Linked DNA regions of Homo sapiens: region 1 is linked to region 2. A link is a loop called in an ENCODE intact Hi-C map of the cell type or tissue named here. Cell type or tissue: heart right ventricle. All regions are shown on one strand. Links, peaks and the distances in the headings refer to the core of each region. The heading gives the core; the rest is flanking DNA.

Region 1 (2,915 bases), core at 313-2,812, 210 kb before region 2:
AATTTTATCCCATCCAAAAAGTTCTATGCACAATGGAATCCTTTCAGGATCTTGAAATCTAGCTACCTTCTTGGCCAAGACAAACTCTATTTGATCATAGCTTCTTAGATTCATTCAATTCTTAATTAACTTGTCATTAAAGTAGGACTGGGGGCTCACATGAGTGAGAAATCGGAAGAGAAACTCTCCATTGCATGCCCTAAGTGTGGGTTTGTGGCTGGGAATTCCTGGCTCCTATATTATTTGATCCATTTCTTTCTGGTTGAGAAGGGACATTCTTCAGTTATCAGGTGCACAACAAGGGACTCACTCTTGCAGTGTCCTCCTCACCTGTTTTGGGCATCTCCAACAATCACCCTTGAACTGAACTTTGGCTGGTCTTGGCCCAGGTGAGGGGAGGCACCACTGCAGCCTGTCCTGTGGATGTCCTGTGACTCATCTTCACATGTCCAGGAGGGTGCTTCCCTGACTCAGCTTGGGAATTCGGCACAGGAGTCTCTGGTTCTCTTCCATCAGGTCTTGCTGTGGCCTTTGTATCCTCTTCCACTGGGTGTTCATTTACCTAAGTGCCACTTCTGATAAGACCAAGCCTGTACCTTGATGGTTGCCACTAGTCAAATGAGTGATGTCCCAGGCTGCAGAATATATTGAAGAGAGGGAAGACAGAATCCTAAGGAGGGCGAGGGGCCTCTTCAGTGGCCTTCAACATCTACCCTGTCTTTCCAGGCCAGCATGGGCAGGGATGTGTGACTTGCAGCTGGAGAGAGGAGCCCAGGCAGTCTGGCTCAGCCTAACTGGCATTCATCTCGCTGAACTGGGATCAGGAGCCCGCCCCTCTGCAAGACCCAGAGCAGCTCTCTTCATTGTTGCATGACCAAGCATCTCCTGGTTTGCAAGGACTGCTTTTGGATAGATTATTTCCTCTAATTAGCCTTGTGACATCTGGTGTGTGATCACAAACTGTAAGTCTATTGCAGACTCTGATGCTGGGTTCTCTGTGGACTGAGAGCCCCCCTGCACTAGGTCTGAGATGATGTATCTCTGCACACAGGAGCACTCATGAGGACTGTGGTCACCTAGGAGCTCAGGGACCCACAGAGCCCTGGGTCATTTTGAGCTCTAGCAGATGAGAATCTAGTTGCCCAGTGGGGCTTTGTATCATAGATTTGGACCAACAAGGGGGTTTACCTGGCTCATTGCACCAGAAGGAGCGTGGAGAATGCAAATTTCCCCAGACAGTTCAGGCACCTGAGGGCAGAGATCTGGCCTCGCACTCCTGCAGCCCCCACTCCCCACCCCATGAGCTCCCATGCCCAGCTCAGCACTAGGCATGTGGAGATGCTCCGCATAGACCACAAACCTGAACCTGACTTCCGCTTGCCACATGTTGATTAGAATCACCGCACATGCCACCAACTTCATCCTTTTCAATGGTCATTTGTGTCCCTGCTCTCTGCAGCAGGGTAGACAGAGCCCATGTCACTCAGCGGCAGCCACGGGGTAGCAGCTTTGGAATAAGCTGGATCTACAATAGGACAAGACTCAGAGCCTTGCCACGTGGGGGCTCCCTGACCCATGCAATGCTGAGCCTGCCTCTGGGAAAGCCTGTGGCTGTGCTATGACTCCTCCCTCTGACTTCTGACTCTCCAGGCCTCCGACCTCTGGCCGCAGCCGCCTCTTGACCTCACACTTGTTCTTCTATGCAGCTGAATGTGCGCATTCACAGTTTGCGTTGTTTTTTGCATAAACTTATATTTCTCATTCTAAGAGTAATATATGTGCATTATAGAAAGCTTACAAATAAAGAAAAACACACATACTAAAGAGCTCAGTCATGGGTTTTTCTTTCCATATTTGATCCGTCCTGCTCTGTGGGTGTGTGATCTTTGTTGGTATGTTTGGGAACACCCTCTACGTACTATCTAATGCCCTCCTCAAGTGCTCCTGGCCCCACACCTCAGCTTGTTCTGTGCTAGCACTTGGAGGCTTTCCCAGCCTCTGCCTGCTCCTAAGCCTGTTCTGCTTTGCCCACGTGCTCACCGCTTGTCCTCCCTGATCATCTCAGCACCCAGGACTCCCCTTGTGAGCATCCATAGCCCTGCTTGTCTCTCATGCTTGCTTCCTAATCACAGACGTGCTGGCCCACAATATTCTCTGACTTTGTCCGAACCTCTGAGGTCGGGAGTCCCTGCTTCTGTTTCTTGGTAAGTTCAGTGGTATCTTACATTGAGCTAAAGAAAGGGCTCCTAAGCTAGATATGTAAGGATCTTATTAAGAAATAAAAATTTAATTAATATATTCATAAGAAGGCTCATCTTCATTAATAATGGCCAGCTCAGCCCCCACTATCTTTTACGCACCATCGATAAAGGTTAATGCCCTTCATGATGTTGGGTCCTGAGAAAGTTGATCATGGTCTTTACTAAACTCGATGCTCCCCAACCTGCCTTGCAGGGGCCCTGGAAACAAACACCAGCATGATTTTGAATGTGCACACACCAGGGCTTACAGCTGAAGGGGCTTCTCGGTCAACCAGCCCAGGTGTTTTGGGTTCTTTATCTCTCCTTCTGCTAAACATGTGAAGAGGGGCTGGAAGCATACAGGGTGGGTTTTTGGTGTGTGTGGCGTTTTTGTGGGGTGACCACTTTTAAAGACCTTTCCGCTCCTGTAGAAAAAGCTGACAAAGAGAATGTGGTTGTCAGTCGTGTTTCAGAGATCAATGTTCCCTCGCGCGGCGGGGCCAATCCACACCCATATTTTTAATGATCTGACCCAATGTGAATCTGCCGGTTACAAAGATGCTGCCTTAGAATTTTAAAAAACCTCATAAATAATTTGTTATAACCGCAGGGTATCATGTTACCATGTTACTTATCATGGAACTAGGATAATATTTAAATTGCTTATTTACAGCG
Region 2 (2,915 bases), core at 110-2,609:
GCCATCACTCTTGGCTATTTTCCGTAAGTGTGACCCAGCAGATACTCAGAGTGTCTGGGCTGGTAAAAACGCTGAATCCAATTGAAACCTGAATGACAAAAAGGCTGGGTTGGGGAATGTGACAGTCCAGGCACTTGCCTCCTTCATGCCTCGTGGGAAGCGTTGGGTCTTGAACTCCTTGTGAAATCTTCAAACACATAATAAGAATTAATCGCCATTAGTTCTCTATTTTAACAGCTGCCTGCTACCCTCATGGCCCTCCGCAGCTGCGGACTTCTCTCCCTTTGCTGACATCATAATCCCATTACAGCTGGAAACCTGCACACATAAAATGCAGATTTAAGCTTATTTTGAAACAATTTATACTTGTTAATTGCTCCAGTCTATATCACAGGCAGAAAATCACAGCTCTCCTTGGGCAGCCCATCTCCTCGCCAGAGGCAGGAGCTTTCTCCTTCTTTATCTGGTTAACAGTGGACCCAAATGCACAGCCAGATCTGGTGGCTTTCAAGTTACTGATACATTTGTGGACTGGATTTGTCCAGAAGTGGCATCTGTCCATCTGCCACTTGCTCAGCTCTCTCCCCAGATGGACCTCGCTGGCGGCTAAGAAAACGCCTTGGAAGCAGGTGAGCCTCGGAAGGCGCTTGCCCAGTGCAGTGGCCACTCTGGGCTGGCTCACTCCTATTTTCTCAAGGAAATCACAGGGACTGTTTTCTTGACTTGAAAGTCTAGTGGGAGAAATTGATTTCCTGGTTTGATTTGTGCACTTTTTCAACTCGACACTTCTTGACCGACGTGCTCTGTCCCTTGTATTTGTGCCTCATTTTCACACAAGTTTGTACGCTTGCAGCGTACAAGCAAGCCTGCAGCTTGATACATGAATTTCTCCTGACTGTGGTTGGTGCAGGCTATTAAATCTAACGAAAAATAATTACTTAAAGAATTTGAGTGCACGAATACCTGTGTGTGTGCATGAGACGTGCATGAACATAGTAACAGGGCTATACATAGCATGTTTTATCCTGATTCTGAGACATTGGTGGGTGGGGTCTCTGTGATTAAATTAACCATAGATAATTATTTTGTCTTTTAGGAAATTGTATTGTAACATTATTAGAGGAACGCAGGATGAAAACTATTTAAAAATCTGCCGTGTTAAGAAATTAAGTCAGTTTGGACTCATGAGCACGTCAGGAATATGATGCAAAAGCTCTGGCGGGAAACAGACACACCAACATCTTAAACCACAAACAAGAGCCCTGTTTATGTTTTGAAATGGTTCCGAATGAACTGGTTTTTATGTTAAAAGGTTCTTTTCCACCCCATGTTTTTAATCTGGTGATTTTTGTAGCCCCATCTGCTGTTCATTAGTGGAAGTGCCTAGTTAAGGATTATGAAAGGTCTGAAATGTTTTTTGTTTTTTCTTACTCCTAGTAGCATTTTGGATTTTAACTGCTAAGAGGCACCTAGAGAAATGAGTCATCACGCTTTCTGATGACCAAACCATCAAATTTAGACTATCTAGTACAAACTATCAAATTTACACTACTAGTTTTAAAAAATCAAATATGATAGGAGAATGGCTTTTTAAAAGAATGAACTTAGAGGTCACCCAAGTCTGCCAAATACGTGGTATCACTCAACAAGAATTTGAACCCTTCTCAGTTTCAGGCTCTGGCTTCTGTAGCAGACAGTTCTTTAACTCTGAGGCTACAACAGCAGATTGAATTCTGAGCCTACAAAGATGTCCTTATTCCAGGTTAAACTTAGAGGTCATTTGGGTAGAAATCAATTCTTGCCTCCTCCATGCAAAGACAGACTTTGGCAAGCTTGACTTAGTGGCCCCCACAAGAAGGAATCAGGCTTTAGGTTCAGTCTTTGGACCCCTCCCCAGAGTGGGGAGTTCTCCAGAGGTGAACCCCACGAAGCTTCCCAAACCCCATCCTTTGGCACCCTTCATCACCACCTGCTGTTGTCATTCAGGAGTTTTTCCAAGAGTGTGATGAATTGCCAGGCCCATCATGCCTCTGATCAAAGAATATGGCATCCCAATTTGGCCAACAACTGAGTCAGGATTATTCATCCTGAATTGCCAAGTGTCTCTTTCTCTGGCAATATTTAAATGGACTTCAGTTTTGATTGACATCCCTTGGACAGCCTCCTCCTGGCCCTCGTGTCCCAGCACATCTCATCTTGCTCTCAGGATAGAGTTGAGCTCCACCAAGCAGACAATGTTCCCTGCACATGATAGACCTTGCTAATGTTTTATTCTTACTACAGAGCTGTGATACTCCTTTTTTAAATCAGCTGGCAGCCCAGTAGCAATTTCTGAGCTGAAACACAGTGGATCTATCCTACAATATATACATAAATATTTGGTCTGCCTAATGAAGGAAATAGCCAGCACTCATTTTGTTATTTTTCTCTTCACTATATACCATTATCGCAGTCCTAATGACAGCTCAGAGAAGACCTTAGCTCAAACCCTGCCTCCCCTGAGTCTCATGTTTGAAGAGGGGTTCTTGAAACTATACTCTTCATGCTAGATGGAGGAATATACTTTGGAAACAATGTGGAGGGGGTGAGATTCAGGACTAAGAATGTTCACTGCCGAAACATAGCTGTGGGAGGAAATTTTTTTCATAGCAGTTTCAGCTGATTACTAAAGAGAGTAAACATAGTCTACACACCACACACACAAACACACACACACACACATGATCTGTGTATTAATCTATGATAAACATTAAGGCTTCCTAAATTCCTAAATGAACCAATTGCACATCTTCCACCCATCACTTCACTGTTTGGACGTTTACAAAACCTAATGATGGACAAGTTTGTTCTTTCCTCAATTGAATGTCATCATGCATATCCAAATTGTGTTTCCATTGGAAATTCAGATCTGTTCC

What was found. A loop is a pair of places that touch in the nucleus more often than their neighbours do. Peaks named below come from ENCODE experiments on the same cell type or tissue, not always from the same donor. Only the 100,000 strongest peaks of a DNase experiment are listed, where the experiment ranks them.
Region 1: it touches region 2 in a loop (2.9-fold over the local background); 16 of 110 quality-filtered maps call a loop at or near these places.

The regions. Positions count from the first base shown.
Region 1 is chr10:128,322,700-128,325,614 of GRCh38, forward strand. No RefSeq gene overlaps it. Among named protein-coding and RNA genes, the nearest start is that of LINC01163, 38 kb to the left of the region's middle. In heart right ventricle, for the core only: a CTCF peak has its summit at 1,563 (motif pointing right); a DNase peak (open chromatin) is centred at 1,562; H3K27me3 peaks cover 842 bases.
Region 2 is chr10:128,529,155-128,532,069 of GRCh38, forward strand. No RefSeq gene overlaps it. Among named protein-coding and RNA genes, the nearest start is that of LINC01163, 240 kb to the left of the region's middle. In heart right ventricle, for the core only: a CTCF peak has its summit at 1,361 (motif pointing left); no DNase peak of the experiment used is centred there; H3K27me3 peaks cover 827 bases.